Linked DNA regions of Homo sapiens: regions 1, 2, 3, 4 and 5 are each linked to region 6. Evidence: chromatin loops called from intact Hi-C (ENCODE). Cell type or tissue: mammary epithelial cell. All regions are shown on one strand. Region 1 overlaps PTBP3 (polypyrimidine tract binding protein 3). Region 2 has its middle 18 kb from the start of HSDL2. Region 3 holds the start of PTBP3 (polypyrimidine tract binding protein 3). Region 4 overlaps KIAA1958. Region 5 has its middle 28 kb from the start of SUSD1. Region 6 overlaps SUSD1 (sushi domain containing 1).

Region 1 (4,000 bases), 120 kb after region 6:
AAGCAGAGGTCACAGTGAGTGAATGCAGCACCACACTGAAGCCTGAGTAACAGAGTAAAATCCTTTCTGAAAAGAAAAGAAGAGAAGAGAAGAGAAGAGAAGAGAAGAGAAGAGAAGAGAAGAGAAGAGAAGAGAGAAGAGAAGAGAAGAGAAGAGAAGAGAAGAGAAGAGAAGAGAAGAGAAGAAAAGAAAAGAAAGAAAGAAAAAAGTGCTACTATACCTTCTCCTGAAAGACTATTTACATATAATACTTTTCAACTCACATCAGGATTGAGATTTGTGACGAGTAGAACAGAATTTCCTGGTATACCACTAGCCCCAGGAATGGCCATCCTTCCAGTGACAGCAGAAGAGGTGATTGTGAGAGGACCAAGAGCTCCAGGAACAGCTGGAACTGATAGACCTTTTAAAAATACCAAAAGCATTTCATATTCTAATTATTTGAAGAACTGTAACACTTGATACAATTTAAGTAAATAAAGAGGAAAGGAAAACTACAGAAAGAAAATGTGTCAAGGCTACCATAAAGATACTGAAGGCCAGTTTTCTGCCCTACAGAGTCTGTCTGCAAGCTGAGCTCCTCATCTATTGACATTACTATACTTAGTGCTCTATTATCCACACAGTACTCTGCAGAGTAACTGAACTCACTGGGCCTAACGCTATTAGGCTTTTCAGAGGGTCTATCAACTACAAACACTCCCTCTGTTTCTTACAATAGATATATCCTAACACCCTTCTATCAAGTGTATATGCTTTTCATACTGACTTCTACCATAAAATCAGATATGTATTTTTTTAAAGTCCTTCAGCAGAAAGTCAAAAACATGCATGCTAGGTAGTGCTATATGACATTTTATATGGGAAAAACATTTTGTGACTGTATAAAATGCTATATTAAATATTATTCTGACCAAAATAGATATTTACAGAATTCAATATTCTTTTGTAGCAGAAATGTTCTGAGCTCTCTACTTCTCTAGGTACTATGGAAATCCTGAAAGCTCAGTAACAGCAGAATACTGACACTATACTTAAAACAGCACACTTTCCCACTATTTTGTGTTCTCAGCTTAAAACCTGTCTAAGGTAAAACCTCTAGTTTATGCAAAATGAACCAATTCCTTAATTTAATGACTCTTTAAAATAAACAGTCTGACCACTTCACCACAAATCATGTAATTAAATTATAATATATTTTACATTCAGCCTATTCTGCTTGATAATCTAAGAAGGTCATAACTACCATCATCCATACTGCTGAATTTTAAAACTGTGCAGACCACATTCTCAGGCTGAATACTACTGCACGAAATCAATAGCCTTCACATGACATATTCCCATGCCCCTCCAGTCCAACCCTGACTTTTGCATAACTTTTGCTGTTTGTATGTCTGTTATTCATGAGCTAAGAGCACAGTTGAGCTACACTGTAGGGTGTGTGTGTGTGTGTGTGTGTGTGTGTGTGTGTGTGTGTGTGTATCTTCTATCAGCTTAAAAGTCTTATCAAGTCAGAAGCCCTCTTTTATTCACTTTTCATCTTTCTTAATATTAATTAATATTTATATATAGAGTATATCTAAAAGAAATATCCAAAATGAGGGAAAACATATCAAAATGTCCACCAATTGTTAAACCTTGAGGAGCTTCAAATAAATAAACTATGTTTTTAACACAATAGGTAGAATATTCACTTAATTAAACATATGTTAAGATATACTAAAAACCACCAAGATGGTAAAATTTAAAACCTCAACCTTCATATCACTCTTTCTGTTAACTCCATCCTCTCCATCAAAAAGAGAGTAGTTATTGGCCAGGTGCAGTGGCTCACCCTTTAATCCCAGCACTTTGGGAGGCTGAGGCAGGCTAATCGCTTGAGGCCAGGAGTTTGAGACCAGCCTAGCCAACATGGCGAAACCCCACCTCTACTAAAAATACAAAAATTAGCTGGGCGTGGTGACATGCACTTCTAGTCCCAGCTACTCAGAAGGCTGAGGCATGAGAATCATTTGAACCCAGGAAGTGGAGGTTGCAGTAAGACAAGATTGCACCACTGCATTCCAGCCTGGGCAACAGAGTGAGCTATCTGTCTCACAACAACAACAAAAAAAAGAGAGAGAGAGAGTAGTTAAAATTCCCAGAATTCAAAGGTTAGAATATAAAGATTACTGCCAGAAAGCAGCTATGTTGCAATTTAAAATGTAGTTAAAGTCATGAATCAGTTTAAGTTGGAAATATGTGGAGTAGGCTTACCAAACTCTGTCATTCCCCTAATCACCAACCTCAGTGTTTTCTTTAGACACCAGAGATAAAACCATAAAGTAACATTTTCTCTTTTCCTTAAATTATAATCAAATTCATTTTGTTTACTGTTTTGAAAATAATGGGAATCATTATCAACGTATTAATCAACTCCTATCTCTTAATTACCTCCATTAGCTAAAGAGACAAAATATATATCCCCTGAAATAAACAGCATGCATACCCCTCTATCGTAATCTTCAAAACCCATTAATGACAAAAGGTTTTCCAAAGATGAATAGTGAATGTATAGTATGACTGCATATTATTTGTTGAGTACTGTCAAAGGCATTGAAGGCCCAAAGATAAGACAGGTCTGTTCAACACATAATTGATAAGTTTATCAGTAAAGACAGAGCAGCTTATACATTTTATATAACAACTGGAAAGGCAAATCTAAGGTTATTTAATGTAGTTAGCCTATAGTTATTTGTGCCAAAAGCAAACATAAATGATGCAGAACACATACTGATTACTGGAATTAAAAATAGGACCAGAGAGAATAATTTGTAAATAACAAGGAAGCTATATATCATACAAATCACTACACTTCTACAGCTGATATGCATAATGCTTTATGGTAAATTCTTCAAATATGATAACATTCTTCATCTTGGTAAGTTCCTAGAAAATATACAACTTCATTAAAAGTCATTTCAAATCCAACTTAAAAGAATCACCTGTAGCTTGAGGAAATCCAATGGCTGGGGCAAATCCAGCAGCCCCTGCATATGGTGAAGAAATTATACCCGGTGCACCTAATGGGAAAGAGAAGCTAAAGTAAACACACTACCTTCTATAAATATCGTTATCAAAGCAATATAAAATGGCTCTATGAAAGTATATTACTAACAAAGAGATTCTGTTACGGAGTAAAGATCTGTTCAACAAGTGATCTTTAACGTATAAAAAGAGCCTCTGCCACTTCCAAAGGCTAACCCTTTTCAATTGGGTTCAAGGACCAAGAGTACAGTTTAGCTATGATTTAGTTTTGGACTAGCCTGAGATTCTTTCTCTTATTTAGAGCAATATTTCATAATGAAAAATCAGTTACTTACTAAATGTTATTAAATCTGTATCTGTGGGGTAACTATGCTGATTTAAAAAAAAATGAGTTAAAATCCTTGCCTTTGAGAGGCTTACAAACTAAAAGTACGAATTATAGGAGATTCATGATGAGGGTCGAAAGGTACAAATTCAAATATATTACAATTGGAGTAAGAAGTGATCACAGAGGATTCACTGTGACTGGTCAGAGAAGTTTTCACTGGAGGTAAAACCTGAGCCAGATATTATGTAATTGAAGAAGCACAGTACTTAGTGTGTACTAAATGCTAAACAAATGCTGGTCTTCTCTTTCCTTTAAGAAGCCTGTTGACTGTATATCATCAACAAAAACGGGAGTTCCAATGGAGAGTCAGTTTTAGCAGACAAATGATTAATTTGGTTTGGGGGAACATCAAATTTAAGATGATGATGAGATATTCAAAAAGAAATGGCCAAAAGTGGAAATAAGGGCACAAACTCAGATTATTGTAAGTAAACACATAAATTTGTGAATTACCTGTGTAGAAATAAATGTGAAAGCCATACAAATGAGAGCTCCACTTAAAAAGAGCACAAGACAAGAAATGAAGAAGGCTAAAGATACAGCCTGGGGGTATAGGTACACTTAAGCAACAGAAGGAAAGGGAAT
Region 2 (4,000 bases), 250 kb after region 6:
TCTGAAGGGTAGTATTAAAGAGGAACTTTCAGTTTCTCTAGCTTGTTGGAATCATGAATCAGAAATATATAGACATTAAAATGCAATAATCAGGTTAATATCCAACAGTTACTAATTAAATAATGACTGGCAATAATTCATGGAGCAAGAAAAGGCACAGCTCGGAGTTCTACGCAGAAGGCTTGGTACATTATCAGAAGCAACTACCACCCCTAAAACCCAAAGGAATTTTTTTTTCCAAGACAGGGTCTTGCTCTGTTGCCCAGGCTGGAGTGCAGTGATGCACTTACAGCTCACTGGAGCCTAAAACTCCTGGGCTCAAGCAGTGCTCCCACCTCAGCCTTCTAAGGACCTGGGACTACAAGCATGCACCACCACACCTGGCTTAATTTTTAAATTTTTTTTTGTAGAATCAGGGTGTCACTGTTGCCCAGGCTGGTCTCATACTCCTGGGCTCAAGTGATCCTCCCACCTTGGCTTCCTAAAGTGTTACGATTACAGGCATGAGGTACAGTTTCTGGCTCACAAGGATTTCTCAGGTGATTCTGAGACAGGGTGAGCTGTCTTGTGGGTAAAGGAAATGGAAATTTTTAAGAGATGTGGGACTCTCTCAAAGCCATTGAAATCATCTGCTCTGAGTCACATTATATTGTTGTTGGCCTCTGACCATCAATTTGTAACATTATTTTTCACTGGAGAAGCCTAAAACATCTTAAAACTCAAATGGAAAAATTTCAATGGCAAGTTATAATACGACTAACAGTAGGTTACGATCCATTAATGAGTCACCAAACTTATTTAGTAGGTTAGAATCAACTTTTTTTTTTTAACAAGGCAGACAAGATTCAAATAAAATAGAATAAAAACTTTGTACTGGGTCTGAATAAATAATTTATTTCCTTTTGTGGGTTGTGGTCAAGAAATTGGAAGGTTACTAAATTACACACTTTAAAAAATGGATTATTATGCAAGCTCAGGGTTAGGAGAGTCCTTATTTGATAACTTAAGCTTAAAGTTGTTGTCAGTGTCATATCCTTTAATATTTCAATTTGATCAGGCATTTTCAATCTCCTATATACTTGAAAATTACTTTTTAACATTGGAGAATTAAACTTCATAGACTTTATTTATTTATTTATTTTTTGTTTTTTTGAGACAGAGTCTCACTCTGTTGCCCAGGCTGGAGTGCAGTGGTGAGATCTTGGCTTACTGAAACCTCTGCCTCCTGGGTTCAAATGATTCTCTTGCCTCAGCCTCCCAAGTAGCTGGGATTACAGGCCTCCACCACCATACCTGGATAATTTTTTTGTATTTTTAGTAGATTCGGGGTTTCACCATGTTGGTCAGGCTGGTCTTGAACTCCTGACCTCAGGTGATCTGCCCATCTCGGCCTCCCAAAGTGCTGGGATTACAGGTGTAAGCCATGGCACCCAGCCTAAACTTCATAGACTTTAGAAGCCACAAAACAAGGGAAGATAACTTTGTCCATTTTATGGTAATTTTGAAAACGTTAATAATATAAAATGGATTGGAGTATCATATCCTGTTTTAATGATTCAAAGCATTATTTTCATTAAGACATTTAAATTTCTACCTTATTTTCCTTTTTTGAGAGCTATAGAAAACTTTGTTATTTTTGCCTTAACCCAAGTCAATTATTATATCACAATATTGTTAATAAATTAACATTTTGTGGCATTATACAATTTTGAATTTTAAAATAACAGTGCCACCTGGTGGTGACTCTAAACATGTTTTTATTTCTCTTCGGTATACATACCAAAAAGTGGAATTGCTCTTTTGACTGTGGACATTCGGGAACTAGCAAGTGTGTTTAACCTGAGAGACTGCCAAACTGTTTTTCAAAGCTACTGAACCATTTTATACTTCCACCAGTAACGTATGAGGGTTCTAATTTCTCCACATCCCATCCGACACTTGTTACTTTCCTTTTTTTTATTATAGTCAACCTAGTGGGTGTACAGTGGAATCTCATTGTGGTTTTGATTTGCATTTCCCTAAGTAATGCTATTGAGCATCTTTTCATGTGCTTGTTGCCATTAGTATATCTTCTTTAGAAAATTATCTATTTGGGGACAGGCATTGTGGCTCACACCTGTAATCCCAGCACTTTGGGAGGCTGAGGCAGGAGGATTGCTTGAGTTCAGGAGTTTGAGACCAGCCTAAGCAACATGGCATGACCCTGTCTCTACAAAAAGTATGAGTCTGTAGTCTCAGCTACTCAGGAGGCTGAGAGGGGAGGATAACTGAGAGGGAGAGGTTGAGGCTGCAGTGAGCCATGGTTGCACCTGAGCAACAAAGTAAGACCCTGTCTAGCAAAAGGAAAAGAAAAAATATCTATTCAAATCGTTGCCCATTTTTTAGTTGGGTTGTTCATTTTTCTGTAGCTGTTGTAAGAATTCTGTGTATATATTGGACACTGGAGCCTTATCAGGTATATGATTTATAAGTATTTTTTCTCATTCTCTAGGTTGTCTTTTCACTTTCTTGATAGTGTCCTGGGATGCACAAATTAATTATTTTAATTCTTATGAAGTTCAATGTATCTTCTTTTTTTTCCCTTCTGTGGCTTGTGCTTTTGGTGTCATATTTAAGAATCCATTGTCAAATCCAAGGTCATGAAGATTTACCCTTATGTTTTCTTTCAAGAGCTTTATAATTTTAGCTCCTACATTTAAGGTCTTTGATCCATTTGGGGTTGATTTTTAGAGCCATCTCTTACTCACCATCATGGCCACCATCAGACCCCTCATGAAGCCCAAGATCATCAAAAAGAGGAGCAAGAAGTTCATTCACCACCAGTCAGAACAATATGTCAAAATTAAGCATAACCGGTGGAAACCCAGAGACAACTGCGTTCATAGAAGATTCAAGGGCCAGATCTTGATGCCCAACATTGGTTATAGAGAAGCAATGAAAACACAAAGCACATGCTGCCCAGCGGCTTCTGGAAGTTTCTGGTACGCATTGTCAAGGACTTGGAAGGGCTGCTGACATGCAGAAAATCTTACTGTCCTGAGATAGCTCACAATGTGTCCTCTGGAACTGCAAAGCCATCATGGAAAGGGCAGCCCAGCTGGCCATCAGAGTCACCAGTCGCAATGCCAGGCAGCACAGCAAAGAAAGGGAATAGACAGCTCATGTGCATGTTTTGTGTTGAAATAAAACCATAAAAACTGTGAAAAATTAATTTTCATATAATTTTTGAGATGGAGTCAGGGGGTGGGTCCAAACTCATTCTTTTATGAATAAGAATATCTAGTTAATACGAATATCTGGGGCTGGGCTTGGTAGCACACGCTTGTGATCTCAGAACTTTGGGAATCTGAGGAGGGCAGATCTCTAGAGCCCAGGAGTTCAAGCCCAGCCTGGGCAACATGGTGAGACCTGTCTCTACAAAAAATACCAGCCTGTAGTCCCAGTTACTCGGGAGGCTGAAGTGGGCCGACTGCATGAGCCCAGGAGGTTGAGGCTGCAGTGAGCCAAGATCCACACACCAATGCACCTCAGCCTGGGCTACAGAGCAAAACTGTCACACACACACACACACACACACACACACACACACACACACACAAAGGCTATTCTTGACCTATTAGTCTTGGTATGCTTGCTGAAAATCAATAGAGCATAAGTGTATCAGTTTATTTATTCTATTAATTGATCTATATGTCTATCCCTATGCCAATACCACATGGTTTTTGCTTTTGTTTTGTAATTATTAGACTTGATTTTTTAGAAGAGTGCTAGATTCACAGAAAAATTGAGCAAAAAGTACTGAGAGTTTCCACATACTCCCTCCTCCACCATTAACAGCCCCAGTTGGTATGGTAAATTTGATATAATCAATAAACCAACATTGACATATCATTATCAACCAAAATCCATAGGGTTCACTCTGTGTTGTACCTTCTGTGAATTTTGACAAATATATAATGACATATCTGTAACATTATGGTATCATACAGAATAGTTTTAC
Region 3 (4,000 bases), 220 kb after region 6:
TGCACTTCACAGTTATCCTACAGTTTAACAGCAAAGACGCAAAATTCAAGAGTCCTCTTTATTATAACTATACATTTTACGACACAAAAAAATAGCCTGCTTCCATTATTTAAGTCAAACCTTCCAGACAATTAACTACACATAATGAAATGCTAAATTCACAGCCTGCCTGAACCAAAATATTAGTGACACAAATCTTTACGACCACAAAATTTTTCAACATATAAAATGCAACTGAATAAGGTAATGTGAAATAAGTTTTCAACAATGTTCTCGAAGAAACTTCAATCAAACAATAAAAACAGCTTCAATTCCCCCCCAAAATATATACACCTACTGTGTACCCAAAAAAGTTATAATTTTAAGAAATTTTTTGAAGCTTCAATCAAATAAAAATAAAGAACATCACAATCATGAATAAAATCTAAAACTCCACTTTGATGTCTGTAGCAGTGTGCAATCTGCATTCAAATGAATCAATCCGAAATGTCATATACACTTAATATTGTGAAACTAAAATAAATGAAATCTAATGAGGTCAAAAGCTGTTGGAAGATTTCATCTTCAAATAGCATATCATCAACTGTATGGCAACATGTGAACGACTTTTACTGTTCTAGCAAGTTGCATATATTCCACAACCTCACAGAAATCTTGTCATCAAAAGTAGGTAACAAGCTAAAAAAAACCTCAAATACATAATGGGAATAAACCGAGTTGGAGATTTTTTTTTAATCCGTAGGTACAGATACTACAACCTTCAATTAATTCACCAAAATCCTAACATAGTTGTTACTTTAATTACCAAAATATGTCAAGTCCCACCCCATATCCCTGAGTCCCCAGAGAACAGTTTATATACATAGACTCTAAATCTTTTTATTTTGGTCACGGACCCCCATTAAATTTTTGAGCATTTGAAATGCCCCCGAAAATCGCTCGTACATCATATTTTACATACACGGGCAGATAATTCATTAAGTTTCTTGGGGAGAGAGAAAGGTGAGGGGGAAGCGTCCATGGTCACTAAGTCCAGACCCCTGGTGTCGAGAAAGCGTTAACGTATCTCACAGCACAAGTCGGGAGACCTCGGCCAAGTCCCGCGGCGGCCCTGGGACCCCGCGTGGGACCATGGCTTGCGACCAGGTCGCCGCCCAGACGTGTACCGACGCGTGCACCCGCCGTCGGCCGCTCGCCCCACCTCGCCGGTAAACAGCAACTCCCCCGGCAGGAGGACGCCCGCCCCGCGCGCCGCCTCCGCCTCCCCCAGCGCCGCGCACCATTTTCTGAGAGGAAGTGTCGGGAGGCCGAGCTGGGCTCCCCGGACTCGGGGCGCGGAGGGCGGACCTCGGCACCGCGGCCGGACCGGGCTTTCCTCTGCTCCCGGGTGTGTCGAGTAAGGCTAGGAAGCAGCGGACGTGTCCGGGGCGCCGCGTGGGGAAAGGAGAGCCTGCGGCGGACGGCAACTCCGCGATTCCGGGATCCCCACCGAGACGCCCGGAAGCCCCGCCGTCGGGCTTGGCCGGGGCCGCTCCTCCGGCCGCCGGCGCCGCGCACTGCTCCCCAGCCCTTACGCGTCCCGCGGAGAGCCGGGTGGAAGCGGCGCCAAGGCAACCCGGTGCGGCCGCCGCGCCGCCTAGTACTTACCCATCCATGGCCCAGATGGAGGCGCGCACAGAGCAGGGACTGACGGGCTAACCGCGAGCAGAGGAAGCAGGCGGCGGCAGCAGGGCGGTTCCGGGGACAAGCGAGCTTTGGCTCTGCGGAGCCCCGGCCGGTCCGAGGTGGAAGGAGAGTGGGAACAGGGGCGGGGACCGGGCACGCTCCCGCCACCGCCGCGCCCCCGCCTTCCCCACCCCGCGAGCGCGTCCCCGCCTAGCCCGACCCCGCCCCCTCACCGTCCCCGCCCTCCCTCGGGGCCCGCCCCTGCGCTCGCGCCCACCCTCGCCCCGCTGGCAGCCGGCCTCCGGCTCAGCTCTGGGGCGCCCTCTTCCCGCGGTCGCTGTAAGACCCCGCCTCTCGGCCCCTCGGCCCGGCGCGCGCGCGCGCCCCCAGCCTCCCTCCTGCGTTCGCGGGAGCGCGCGCCTTGTGCTTCCCGCTCCGCCGCGCACCCCGCCCGCCCTCCCGCGGCCCCGCGGGCCTTCCGGCTTCGCAGACCGGGCCTGCCAGGTTTGAATGCCTCCCTCTGCCGGCAGGAAAAGCTATGGGGACCTGACTCCCAAGAGTAGGAAGGAATGTCCCACAAGGACCCCAGAAACGAGGTGGAATTGCCCCGGGTGCGCGAGGCTGTAGATGACACGTCCAGGGACCAGCCTCTGGCAGCCCGGCGCTGGAGTCGACCGCTGGGACCGACACCAGCCCCATAGGTGTGGCTGGGACGATGAATGAGGTGAAAGAGGCTGCCCGGACTGGAATTTGTATACAATTTAAGTATCTGAGTGCATTTCGACCTAACCGTCTAGTATTGAATTTATATGAAAAATTCATTGTACAAACATGGAATGGCTATATTCCCAGCATTTTTTAAAAGTTTACTCATTATTCCCTTTTTTCAGATGAAAATACATATACAAAGAGAGTGATTTGCTCACAGTTTCACAACCAGGAAACGTTTGCACCAGAGCCCTTCCCTCTGGTCTGAGCAAAAAGTATATATATAATATAACGAGTGACAACACGCTTGCTTTTTTCCCTTTTTAGTGAGAAATTGAGTACTTTTTCAACTCACAGATCACCAAAATGTAACCCCCTAAACTGTTAAGCCAAATTCTTAACCTACTGAGTAAAAAAGAGCGGGGCTCCTCCCCGTGGCTTCGTCATTTGAAAAGCAACTAACAAGAACCTCAAACATCTATCCTTGCTAATTTCCTGCTTTCAGATCAGTAGGTGCTGCTAAAAAGATCTAAACTGTGGACTCATTCATCATTCAGTCAGTATTAACCTACTATGTGCCGGGCACTGCATGAATACACAAGAAAATCAGGTTCCAGCCGTCACTGTTGAATGGATTCTTCAGTCCGTTTATGTATATTTTTGACATACAACTTTTCAAATAGGTAGAGTAATTCGGTGAGGTAATTCTTAAAGTCCTGTATCTAACCTCAGTCCCCTTCCAAAATGTCAAATACATTTTGTTTTGTATATTAAATCTAAATATTAAGTTGCATTTGTAAACATTGCCAGATGGAAATGTAGAATATCAACAAGATAAGTAGCTGATGCAGTCTTTCTATCACTGTATTTGGGATATATTCTGTTGATGAAATTTCCTTAACCCTTTTTTTAGCTACACAAGTAATATCAGCATAAATGCTCATTTTGGAAAATTCAAGCACTATAAAATATTGAAAAGTTATCATTAATATTTTTCTTCCCAAACCACCCCCTGCCCATGACTACCACTGTAACAATTCTGCGTGCATCCTTCTGGACCTTACTTTTTTTTGTTGTTTGTTTTTTTGTTTTTTTGTTTTTTTGTTTTGAGACGGAGTCTTGCTCTGTCTCCCAGGCTGGAGTGCAGTGGCACAATCTGAGCTCACTGCAACCTCTGCCTCCCGAGTTCAAGTGATTCTCCTGCCTCAGCCTCCTGAGTAGCTGCGATTACAGGCGCCCGCCACCACGCCTGGCTAGTTTTTGTGTTTTTAGTAGAGACAGGGTTTCACCATGTTGGTCAGGCTGGTCTCGAACTCCTGACCTTGTGATCCACCCACCTCAGCCTCCCAAAGTGCTGGGATTACAGGTGTGAGCCACCGCACCCAGCGACCTTTACCATTTTTCTTTTTTTTTTTTTTTTTTTTCACCTAAAAATCCTGGATTATAGCTGGGCATGGTGGCTCACACCTGTAATCCCAGCACTTTGGGAGGCCGAGGCGGGCAGATCACTTAAGGTCAGGAGTTCGAAGCCAGCCTGGCCAACATGGTGAAACCCCCCATCTCTACTAAAAATAGGAAAATTAGTCTGGCTTGGTGGTGCACGCCTGTAATCCCAGCTACTCAGGAG
Region 4 (4,000 bases), 550 kb after region 6:
TTTAGTGTGTTTGCAAAAAGGAATTTTATGGAAGTACCTAACCAAAGCTGTGACAGAAGGGTCTCCTTGGTCATGTGGCATTTTCCAGCTTTCCTTGGATTTTATGCTACATTAATTTGCCCTGGCTGATAAATGGTGTTTGAAGAAATGTGAAATTTTGTTACTTTGATTTTTATTTTAATTCAAGCTTATTAAAAGCATCAAGCATTATATGCCACACTCAGCATTTTCATAGACATAGTCATTAGGAGAATCTGGACAAAGTAATACTCTTGTAGAAACGGAAGCATCTTGCTGTACTTGAAAGATAACTGGACTCAGAGCTACTTCACTCCTCACTTGGGCAAATGCCGATATCACTTTGCTTAGCTATAAAGTGCCATCAGTGGGATGGATCGTCTTCACGGTGAACCGTGTTACACTTCTGCAATTCCTCAAGTTCATATTAATTAGGAAGTGGCAGAGCTAGGACACAAAATTCCTAATTCCTGAAGATAGTTAGTCTCCTAATTAAGTGCTTCTCACTATATTGGGATGCCTTCTTTAGGAATAAGACTTTCCTTTAATTTTCAAGTTCCACAACTTCTAAAATTATTTTGCTATCTCGAAGCAGCAGAATATTGATCATTTTTCTCAGTTTAGGCTAACACAGTCCACACCATTACCACTTAAATAAAGTAACCGAATGCTAAATATTATCCTTATCAAACATCCATCACTTTGTTGCTTTTATGAGATGTAGATTGCTAAAAACTTTTGAGCTAGTAGACGTTACCTTTAAGCATCAATGAATGCAAACAGTGAAGACCTCAAAGAAGAGTTACCTCATTTTCTCTACATGATCTCCAATGTAGTCTCAGATAAGGCCCATACATAGTTAAAAGCTGGTAACAGCTCTGAACAGAAGTATGTATTAAATGTTTCAAACTTGTATATATTTTTGAATGCTTTTGTTTTTGGAGTGAATTTTTAATACTCTGTGTTAAAAGAAAAACATTCCATCTTGTAGGCAGTGTTCCTCAGTAAAAATCTTTGTTGCATTTTCCCATATAAATGAATCACCCTTATTAAAACAGGAGGAGGGAGGGATTTGTGGTGACCTACCGCTGCCCTCCCTTTCTAAGAGAAGAGGAGGCCATGGGGTATGATAACTAAATGAACATCTCTGGAAGTTCCTCCGTCTGATATGTGTATTCTGACATAACAGAATTTCCCAAGACTTCTTTGAGGAAGGCTGTCCACGCTTCAGGCAAAGTTTACCCATTATTATTATGATTTTGAATATTCCTTGTTCATTACAGTCCAGAAAATCTGCAGAAGTTCTCCATGTTCAGTGGTTGACCAGAATCTGATTGTTGCGCTCAATTAAAGTGCTTATTATTTAGCTAAAACAACTTATATGGAAGTTAATTATTTCAGGAAATACATAATAAGACCAAAAAAATCACTGGATAATATGTAGATATATTTTAGTTCCATTACTATTAATAGCAATTAGATAACTCTCCCTCCCCCCATTGAGGTGAGAATGGGCTCCTAGATACTTGGTGGTCAATAGAACTGATTTGATTAACTTTCATTTAACTGTGGTTATTGTTACATCTACTGATTTTTTCAAATAAAAATTTCTAGAAGGCTCAGATTTGACTAAGACTGTGTTACGTGCTTTCTCACAGCTGCCATATATTCTCATGTAATCTTTACAACCGCTCTACAAGGTATGTCTAATTATTTCCATTTTACTTATTGAGAATCTAGGCTCAGAGGAGTTAAAATTCTGAAAATCTCACCGATAAGTTGGAGAATTTAAGTTTGTAAGTTGGAGAATGCAGGTTTTCTGACTCCAAATCTAGTGCTCAGTCCATGAGACAAAACTGCCTCCTGGAGGCCATGGAAGTCCATTAACTTTAAGAAAGTTAAACACAGTTTTGGTTTGTTTGGCAAATATTTCATCTCTCAAGCCATACTGTGTCACCCCTCCATGTATTCTCTTACTAAATGATTGCTCACTTGGGAACTTAATCGATCCTGGAAAGCCTGGCGGTTCCCCAGTATTTTCTGCCTACTGGGAACCTTCTGTCTTTATCCAATAAGTAATTTATATTACCTGTCATCTACCTTAAAGGGCAGATGGTCATGTGAATTTATTCTAATGAAAGTTAGTTTACAAGCTGCACCTGTTTTGACATTGGACTCACTGCTTAAAAAGTAAAGGAGTTCCTAACTTACGCAACAATTACATGCTCAGGTTTTTTACTTTTGCCATTTAATTTTGGTCAGAGGATTTTTATAATCTGTAGGCTATAGCACTGTCATAGAAAAATATACCTTTTTTTTTTTTTGAGACTCAGGAGTCTCACTCTGTTGCCCAGGCTGGAGTGCAGTGGTGCAATCTCTGCCTCCTGGGTTCAAGCCATCCTCCTGCCTCAGTCTCCCAAGTAGCTGGGATTACAAGCGTGTGCCACCACGCTCGGCTAATTTTTGTATTTTTAGTGGAGATGGGGTTTCATCATGTTGGCCAGGCTGGTCTCGAACTCCGACCTCAGTGATCCACCTGCCTCGGCCTCCCAAAGTGGAAAAATATACTTATTTACTCGTTTTCTGTTCTTTTTTCCTTTATCGGGGCATATTTATTTTCTCTTTGGAGACTTACAAAGCAATAGGTTATATGAAACTCTGAGATCATCTAGTCAAATTCCCCCATTTTATCAATAAGGAAATTTAAGGCCAGAGATATTAAAGGGCCCATCCAAGATCAGCCAAACAATAAGTAATAGATTCAGGACTAGAGAGTTAGTCCAGAACTCTCTCCTCCATATCACAGCTGAGAAGATTTAGATTTTTTTAAATTAATAGAGCTGCATCTGGCAAAATGACATCCGGCTCACAGAAGACCCTAGTGAGCTTCTTGTACCTTCCCAGAAAAACCCAGAAGAAGGCCAAATCTCAATTCTAGAATCTAGAAGGAATTGATGTAATTTATGAGGCATATGGAGGTAGCTTGGGGCAAAAGTTTCCAAGTAGCTCAATTCCTGGCTTACTTCATGAAACAGGCCCTGTGAAATTAAAAACATGAAAGCTATTTAGTACTTGTCCTCTTCCCCAATCATGCCTGTCACCTTACTCGGAGTCAGAGCTCCTGAGCCAGAGAAATACTAGCTGATGCTTATTACACCGGGAAGAGAAAAAGTTCATATCCACCCTCTCTTCTTTCTCCCCAACCCACTTCCTCTTCATTCAATCCCACATAAATCTTAGAGCTAAAACAGGAGCAGAAAGCAGAGAAGGACTATTAGACCTATGGTGGCATCCCAAGAATAAAGCCCTTTAGGTGAAGGTAGAAACAATAAATACCTGAGTAGCAGAACACGCAAATATTATGATTTTTTATGTATGATGTTGGGTTCAGAGACCCATAAAATCAGGCAATAGGAAGGAAAAGGATGCTGCTTCAATAGAAAAGTAAACTAGAAATTGGACTTGGAAATATGTTCATCACCTTACCATTGACCTGGGATTTAACTGAAAAAGGGATTCAACAAACATTCACATGAACAGGGTCTGGGAAGAAAGGACCACGTTTAAGGATGAGTATAGAGAAAAAAATAAAATGAGGCATATAAAAAAGTCAATGGGCCAGGCGCGGTGGCTCACGCCTATAATCCAAGCACTTTGGGATGCCGAGGCAGGCAGATCATCTGAGGTCAGGAGTTCAAGACCAGCCTGGCCAACATGGTGAACCCCGTCTCTACTAAAAATACAAATATTAGCCGGGCATGGTAGCACATGCCTGTAATTCCAGCTACTCGGGAGGCTGAGGCGGGAGAATCGCTTGAACCCAGGAGGCGGAGGTTTCAGTGAGCCGAGATTGCACCACTGCACTCCAGCCTGGGCAACAGAGTGAGACTCCATCTCAAAAAAACAGAAAAAAAAGTAACAAATTGCCTGTAAGAAAACCAAAGAGCATCTGGCTTCAGACTTCTGCTCTATAGCACCAAAT
Region 5 (4,000 bases), 91 kb after region 6:
GGGCACAGTGGCTCAAGCCTACAATCCCAGCACTTTGGGAGTCCAAGCAGGCAGATTGCTTGAGCCCAGGAGTTGGAGACCAGCCTAGGCAACAAAGTGAGACCCTGACTCTACAAAAAAATGCAAAAATTAGCTGGGCATGGAGGTGTGCGACTATAGTCCCAGCTCCTCCTGGGACTGAGATGGGAGGATCACTTGAGCCTGGGAGGTTAAGACTGCAGTGGGCTGAGATTGTGCCACTATACACCAGCCTGGGCAAAAGAGTGAGACCCTGTTTCAAAAAAAAAATTATGTTATGGAAAAAATTGGAAAATGCAGGAAAGCACAAAAAAAAATCCATCATCTCACCATTCAGAGATAGCCGTTGTTAACATTCTCAAAAACATCTTCAAATCATTTAGGATGCTTCCAATTGTAAATAAATGGAAAACCCAACCCAAAATGGTTCAAACAATGGAACATTTTATTATATCATATTACAAAGAGTCAGTGATGGGCCATTCCAGGATTGGTTAATTCAGTAGTTCACCAAAGTCATCAAGGATCCGTCTTTCCATCTCCCTTCTCTGCCACCCTCAAGGTTTAAGACAGCTGTTGCAGTTCCAGACATTATATCAAGATGCAGTATTCACAGAAAGAGGACTGTTCATTTCTTTACCAGAAGATTCTCCCATATATCATGTGTCTACATCTAAACCAATCACTACTAAGGGGAAATTGACCTACAACATTTGGATTAGACTAATCAAATTTACCTTCTGAGTTAGGCATAGAGTCAACTTCTATGAGCATATGGCTGAGCCAAGGATAAGCATTCTGCCAGCAAGAGAGGACATAATATGGGTGTGGGATTGGAGATGGGAGAGGAATATTCAGGCAGTAACCAATAATGTCTATGATCTTTTTAGTCTATTTTTTATACTTATACACATACCTAGAAAAAGTTTAAATATAAAACCATGTATATACTGATGATGTTTTTTCAAGTAGCAATACACATGGCAAATATTTCTCCATTTCAAGAAATATTTTTCTATAACTTTTTTTTTTTTTTCTAGACAGGGTCTCACTCTGTTATCTAGGCTGGAGTGCAGTGGTGTAATCTCAGCTCACTGCACGCTCGACCTCCCAGGCTCAAGCAATCCTCCTACCTCAGCCTCCCAAGTAGCTGGGACTACAGGTGCGTGCCACCATGCCTGACTAATTTCGTGTATTTTTTGTAGAGAAGGGGTTTTGCCATGTTCTCCAGGCTGTTCTCAAACTCCTGGGCTCAAGCAATCCTCCCGCCCTGGCCTCCCATAGTGCTGGGATTACAGGCATGAACCACTGCACCCCGCCATCTTTTTTTTTTCTACTTTTATTTTAGATTCAGGGATACATGATACATATGAAGGTTTGTTATAACGGTATATTGCATGATGCTGAGGTTTGGGGTGCGATTGAACCTGTCACTGAGGTAGTGAGCATGGTACCCAATAGACAGTTTTTCAATTCTTCCCTCTTTGTTTCTCATAATTCCCAGTGTCTACTGTTCCCATCTTTATGTCCATTAGTACCTAATATTTAGCTCCCACTTATAAGTGAGAACATGCTGTATTTAGTTTTCTTCTGTGTTAATTCACTTAGGATAATGGCTTCCAGTTGCATCCATTTTACCGCAGAGGACATGATTTCATTTTTATGGATGTGTAGTGTTCCATGGTGTATATATTCCATATCTTCTTTATCCAATCCACAGTTAATGAACACCTAGGTTGATTCCATGATTTTTCTATTGTGTATAGTGCTGTGATGAACATGAGTGCCTGTGTCTTTTTGGTAGAACAATTTATTTTCCTTTGGATATATACCAAATAATGGGATTGCTGGGTCAAATGGTAGTTCTACTTTCAGTTCTTTGAGAAACCTCCAAACTGCTCTCCACAGTGGCTAATTTACCTTCCCACCAACAGTGTATAAGTGTTCCCTTTTCTCTGAAGCCTCACCAGCGTCTGTTATTTTTTGACTTTTTAATAGCCATTCTGACTCGTGTGAGATGGAATCTCATTGTGGTTTTGATTTGCATTCCTCTGATGATTAGTGATGTTGAGCATTTTTTCAAGTGTTTGTTGGATACTTCTATGTCTTTTAAGAAGTGTCTGTTCATGCCCTTCACCCACTTTTTAATGGGGTTTTTTGCTTGTTGAATTTTTAAATTTCCTAATAGATACTAGATATTACATATTTGTCAGATGGATAGTTTGCAAATATTTTCCCTCATTCTGTAAGTTGTCTGTTCACTCTTGATAGTTTCTTTTGCTGTGCAGAAGCTCTTTTAATTAGGTTCCCACTTGTCAATTTTTGTTTTTGTTGCAATTGCTTTTCAGCTTGATATCCAAAAGGGTGTTTCCTAGGTTTTCTTCTAGAATTTTCTTTGCTTTAGGTCTTACATTTAAGCTTTTAATCCATCTGGAGTTAATTTTTGTATACGGTAATATATAGGGATCCAGTATCATTCTACTGCATATGGATCAACAGTTATCCTAGCACCATCTATTGAATAGGGAACCCTTTCCCCTGTTTATTTTTGTCAACTTTGTTGAAGATCCTTTGGTAGTAGGTGTGTGGCTTTATTTCTGGGTTCTCTATTCTGTGCCATTGGCCTATGTGTCTGTTTTTGTACCATACTTTTTGGTTACTGTAGCCTTGTGGTATAGTTTGAAGTTGACTAAAATGATGCCTTCAGCTTTGTTCTCTGGCTATTCAGGCTTTTTTAGGTTCCATATGAATTTTAGAATAGTTTTTTCTAATTCCGTGGAAAATGATATTGGTAGTTTGATAGGAATAGCACTGAATCTGTACATTGCTTTGGGTAGTATGGATATTTTAATGATATTGATTCTTCCAATCCATGCACAGAGTGTTTTTCCACCTGTTTCTGTCGTCTGTGCTTTCTTTCAGCAGTGGTTTTTGTTTTGATTTTTTTTTGAGATGGGGTCTTGCTCTGTCACCCAGGCTACAGTGCAGTGGTGAAATCTCAGGTCACTGCAAGCTCCGCCTCCTGAGTTCAAGTGATTCTCCTGCCTCAGCCTCCTGAGTAGCTGGGATTAAGGCGTGCACCACCATGGCCCGCTAATTTTTGTATTTTTAGTAGAGACAGGGTTTCGCCATGTTGGCCAGGCTGGTCTCGAACTCCTGGCCTCAAGCGATCCACCTGCCTCGGTCTCCCAAAGTGCTAGGATTATACGCATGAGGCACTGTGCCTGGCCAAGTGTTTTTTATTTAGTTCTCCTTTTAGAGATCTTTCATCTCCTTGGCTAGATGTATTCCTAGGTATTTGTGTGTGTGTGTGTGTGTGTGTGTGTGTGTGTGTGTGTGTGTGTGTGTATTGTAAATAAGATTGCATTCTTGATTTGGCTCTCAGCTTCAACTTATTGGTGTTTAGAAATGCTACTGATTTTTCATACATTGATTTTGTACCCTGAAACTTTACTGAAGTCATTTATCAGACTTAGGAGCCTTTTGGCAGAATCTTTAGGGTTTTCTAAGTATGGAATCACATTATCTGTGAAGAGAGATAACTTTTTCTTTTCCTATTTGGATGCCTTTTCTTTCTTTCTCTTCCCTGATTTTGCTTCTGGCTAGTACTATGTTGAATAGGAGGGGTAAGAGTGGGCATCCTTGTCTTGTTTCAGTTAAGGGGAATGCTTCCAGCTTTTGCCTGTTCAGTATGATGTTGGCTGTGGGTTTGTCATAGATGGCTCTTATTATTTTGAGGTATGTTCCTTTGATGTCTAGTTTTTTGAGGGTTTTTGTCATGAAGGGATTTATATTATTAGGCTTCTTAGCTTTCCATTACAAAGACGTAATTATTCAGTTTCTTATTGCTGGATGAAATAGTTGCTGGACATTTAAAGTCATTTCCAATTTTCCATTATTGATACCAATGTGGTGATGAACATTTTTTGGCTTTTGATATACAGTTGGCCCTTCACATGTGTGGGTTCCACATCTGTGGATT
Region 6 (4,000 bases):
GGTTTTTTTTGAGACAGAGTCTTGCCCTGTTGCCCAGGCAGGAGTGCAGTGGTGCAATCTCGGTTCACTCACTGCAACTTCTGCCCCCTGGGTTCAAGTGATTCTTGTGCCTCAGCCTCCCGAGTTGCTGGGACTACAGGTGTGTGCCACCACACCCAGCTAAGTTTTTCTATTTTCAGTAGAGATAAGGTTTTGCCATGTTGGCCAGGCTGGTCTGGAACTCCTGACCTCAAGTGATCTGCCCACTTCAGCCTCCCAAAGTGCTGGGATTATAGGCGTGAGCCACCACACCTGGCCAGAAATGACTTTTGAGTTTACTACCAAAGATAAGCCACATGGCTACCCTCTGTTGCCTTGGATATTTGAGAGTGGACTGATCATCATTTAAAAGGCATTCCTTTTAAATGCCTTTTTATTACTTTCCACCTCTCCCGGAGGGCTCAGCTGAGAAAAAATACCCCAGAGCCCATTCAGCCTGGTACCAAGAGGATACGGATCTCTTGACCTGCTCTAGTTCTGTGGCTGGAGCAACTACATCTGAGTATAAATCTCAGACAGCAAATAGGAGCTCTCCAGCCCAGCTGATTCTGCAGCATACTTCCCCACATTCTGTGCTTAGCATTTTCTAGGAGGAAATGAGACTTCACCTCCACCTACCAGCTGTCTGGAAACCGATGACGGCTGGCATCGAGCGCCTGGGAGGTGCTGTGGAGATGTTCACGGTGTAGTTGGTGCCTGGGTACAGGGCTAGGCACACTTCTGGGGTCCTGCTGTCTGTGGTCAAGTTGACTGTCTCCTCACGAACTGATTCCATAGGGTCCAACCGTTGTCCTTTTATGGATATCTTTGAGAGGAAAAGACAAGAGAACCCACTCTGACTCCAGTCAAAACAATCCAGGATTTGTGGTGCTGGAGCCCATTCTCCTACTATTCTATTTTATACTGTGCTGCTCAGCCAGGGAGCATTCGTAAGGTAAACCTGGTCTGCTGATAAAGTCTGATCAGCCCAGTGAATATTAAACCCCTAGAGGAGACATAAATGAGAAATCTCCCTAGGAAGTGCTCTCCTGCACACAAATGATCAAATGGAGACAATTGCAACCTGAGGACCATTGGCTGCACTCTGTCACCAAGTCAGCAGACGCTCCCGGGCTTGCTCTGGGGGAGTGAAATACAAGTGCTTGGAAACAAGCAATCGTGAGGATGCCAAATATAAATGCATCCCCCACACATGCACCCTGCTGAATGACAAATATGTTAAACACAAAATGCAAAATAACGAAATCATCCAGATATCTTCAAAAATTCCATCCACTCTTTTTAAATGACAATGGGATCAGAAAGCAATTAGATTGAGGCCAGGCGCGGTGGCTCATGCCTATAATCCCAGCACTCTGGGAGGCCGAGGTAGGTGGATTATCTGAGGTCAGAAGTTCAAGACCAGCCTGGCCAACGTGGTGAAACCCCATCTCTACTGAAAATACAAAAAATTAGCCAAGCATGGTAGTGCACACCTCTAATCCCAGCTACTCAGGAGGCTGAGGCAGGAGAATCGCTTGAACCCGGGAGGCTGAGGTTGCAGTGAGCCAAGATCCCACCACTGCACTCCAGCCTGGGCAACAGAGTGAGACTGTCTCACAAAAAAAATAAAAGAAAAAAAGAAAAAAAAACAGCAATTAGATTGAGAAGCTCTCACGGAAGCAAGTCCCTCTGACTCATATTCCCATGGGTGACGTGTCTGTCCTAGCAGGAAAAAGTAGATCACTTTACTTACCACATATGAGATCTTGGGGTTTATTCTTCTTGAGTTTATTTGCCATCTCACACAGGTATCATTAAACAGTGATACATCATTAATCTTTGTCAGAATTTCTAAAAGAGAAAAAGGCAGTCAACTCACAAAATGCATCAATGGGCTTTAGCAAAATTCTAAAGGAGATCAGTCTCTCTGCATAGCTGGTATCTCTGCTGGTCACCATTCATCCTCAGAGGCAGACACTGAGTCAGGCAATGCAAGCTCTCCCAAGCCAATCACCCAACTTCTCTTCATCATGAATGAGCGTGGCCCATTACCTGACTTAGAGGGAAAGGAAAGATTCCAGCTTGGATATAGGTCAGAATTCTAACCTGTGATTCACCTGACAGGCCACTGGATGCCACTGGCATTCCACTCTGGTAGAATGGAATGAGGCCCAGAGCTGGGTCCTCAGTGAGACCTTCCCTGCAACTGCACAGGTAAGACCTACTTCCACCTTTCTCTTCCCAGCAGAATGATGGGAAACTCCTTCAAGTCACTGCTATCCCCAGGGGGAAAATGACATGTCTCACCACACAGGACCATGCCTCAGAAACAGGTTGGGGCAAACTAAAGAAATTCTCCACAAGGTTCCTAGGTACTTCTGGGACTCCTGTAACTGAAGCTATTTAATCCTGGTCTATCAGGATGCCACTGATTCCTCTGGGTTGTTCTGCTTCTTTTAAATATTCTGCATATATTCCAGCTAATGAATTCAGCAATGTGGGAAACCATATGAAGGCCTTGGTTCCCTGAGGTAACATAGTTTTCAGCATTCCCAGTCAACCCGCAAGTGGTTGTGCAGACAGGAAGAACGAAAGGGGATCTAGCTTTTTATTTCTTTGAAATCAAATTCCCAGCCGAGTGCAGTGGCTCACACCTGTAATCTCAGCACTTTGGGAGGCCAAGGTTGGCGGATTACCTGAGCTCAGAAGTTTGAGACCAGCCTGGCCAACATAGTGAAACCCCATCTCTACTAAAAATACAAAACTTAGCGGTGCACGGTGGCACATGCCTGTAATCTCAACTACCTGGGAGGCTGAGGCAGGAGAATCACTTGAACCTGGGAGGCAGAGGTTGCAGTGAGCTGAGATTGCACCACTGCACTCCAGCCTGGGTGACGGAGCAAAACTCCATCTCAAAAGTAATAAAATAAAATAAAATAAACTTCCTACAGACAAGTAAAACTATCTCTACTTGCAAATGATACAATCTTATATACTTCTATATATAAAACTCTAAGGAATCCACACCAAAACAAGTATTACAGCTGAGAAAGGAGGTCAGTGAGGTTGCGGGATACAAGGTCAATGTACAAAAATCTATTGTATTTCTATATACTAGCAATGAGCAGTCCAAAGATGAAATTAAGAAAACAATTTCATTTACAATACTATCAAAAACAAACAGGCCTGGTGCAATAGCTCACGCCTGTAATCACAGCACTTTGGGAGGCCAAGGCAGGTTGGTCACCTGAAGTCAGGAGTTCAAGACCAGCCTGGCTAACATGGCAAAACCCCGTCTCTACTAAAAATACAAAAATTAGCTGGGCATGGTGGTGCATGCCTGTAGTCCCAGCTACTTGGGAGGCTGAGGCAGGAGAATCACTTGAACCTGGGAGGCAGAGGTGGCAGTGAGCCAAGATCCTGCCACTGCACTCCAGCCTGGGTGACAGAGTGAGACTCCATCTCAAAAACAAAAACAAAAACAAACAAACAAAATTCCTGCAGACAGAAGCTATCATATAATTATTCCCAGAGAAAGTTGTCCTCATGTCACCAAAAAGGGATATTCCACAGCCCCAGCTCAAGCTTTCCCATTGAAGCAGACACCTCTTAAGAACTCCTCAGCCTCTCTCAGCTTCCCCTGCTCCTTGTCCCATCCCTGGATGGGTTTTGACAACATGACCAGGTCTTGCCTCCTATTCTGGGACTTCCCTGCTGCAGCACCCACACCCCAGCACATGCCATCTGGAAGTGCAGGGGAGTTAAAATCCTGTGGGGACAGGAGCTGGTAGAGAAATCCTTCCTCCTTTCTTTCCTCTGAAGGGCTGTCCAACAAAGACTTAGTTTCTTCAGCGTCTAAGGACACTGTCACACAGATGTGGTAATGCCCACCCTCTGTGGAGACCAGTACAATCAGGCATCATACGCTGACTCTCCTTCTTTCCCTGTTTTACTGCCCTTGTTTCCCACTCCTGGTGCC

Evidence for each region. Peaks named below come from ENCODE experiments on the same cell type or tissue, not always from the same donor. Only the 100,000 strongest peaks of a DNase experiment are listed, where the experiment ranks them.
Region 1: it touches region 6 in a loop (2.6-fold over the local background); 5 of 110 quality-filtered maps call a loop at or near these places.
Region 2: a loop joins it to region 6, with 18 times the contacts of the local background. A loop is called at or near these places in 24 of 110 quality-filtered maps.
Region 3: it touches region 6 in a loop (8-fold over the local background); 16 of 110 quality-filtered maps call a loop at or near these places.
Region 4: a loop joins it to region 6, with 5 times the contacts of the local background. A loop is called at or near these places in 3 of 110 quality-filtered maps.
Region 5: a loop joins it to region 6, with 2.3 times the contacts of the local background. A loop is called at or near these places in 2 of 110 quality-filtered maps.

What each region holds. Positions count from the first base shown.
Region 1 is chr9:112,231,836-112,235,835 of GRCh38, forward strand. It overlaps PTBP3 (polypyrimidine tract binding protein 3), which reads right to left. Exons shown (of 14, transcript NM_001163788.4): 8 at 2,985-3,062; 9 at 264-403. Among named protein-coding and RNA genes, the nearest start is that of SUSD1, 59 kb to the left of the region's middle. In mammary epithelial cell, no CTCF peak of the experiment used is centred here; a DNase peak (open chromatin) is centred at 2,146.
Region 2 is chr9:112,359,963-112,363,962 of GRCh38, forward strand. It overlaps a transcript of PTBP3 not described here and the pseudogene RPL32P22. Among named protein-coding and RNA genes, the nearest start is that of HSDL2, 18 kb to the right of the region's middle. In mammary epithelial cell, a CTCF peak has its summit at 1,758 (motif pointing left); a DNase peak (open chromatin) is centred at 569; H3K27ac peaks cover 1,123 bases.
Region 3 is chr9:112,331,823-112,335,822 of GRCh38, forward strand. PTBP3 (polypyrimidine tract binding protein 3) reads right to left here and starts at 1,797. Exons shown (of 14, transcript NM_001163788.4): 1 at 1,648-1,797. RefSeq lists silencers at 1,162-1,651, 1,802-2,121 and an enhancer at 1,871-2,841. In mammary epithelial cell, a CTCF peak has its summit at 2,203 (motif pointing left); DNase peaks (open chromatin) are centred at 1,239, 1,989 and 2,839; H3K4me3 peaks cover 2,802 bases; H3K27ac peaks cover 2,860 bases.
Region 4 is chr9:112,663,661-112,667,660 of GRCh38, forward strand. It overlaps KIAA1958, which reads left to right. Exons shown (of 4, transcript NM_133465.4): 4 at 1-4,000. Among named protein-coding and RNA genes, the nearest start is that of INIP, 52 kb to the right of the region's middle. In mammary epithelial cell, a CTCF peak has its summit at 1,874 (motif pointing left); no DNase peak of the experiment used is centred here.
Region 5 is chr9:112,201,689-112,205,688 of GRCh38, forward strand. No RefSeq gene overlaps it. Among named protein-coding and RNA genes, the nearest start is that of SUSD1, 28 kb to the left of the region's middle. In mammary epithelial cell, no CTCF peak of the experiment used is centred here; a DNase peak (open chromatin) is centred at 2,073; H3K27ac peaks cover 297 bases.
Region 6 is chr9:112,110,997-112,114,996 of GRCh38, forward strand. SUSD1 (sushi domain containing 1) reads right to left here. Exons shown (of 17, transcript NM_022486.5): 7 at 1,775-1,872; 8 at 658-844. Among named protein-coding and RNA genes, the nearest start is that of SUSD1, 62 kb to the right of the region's middle. In mammary epithelial cell, a CTCF peak has its summit at 2,153; DNase peaks (open chromatin) are centred at 1,745 and 2,105; H3K27ac peaks cover 1,237 bases.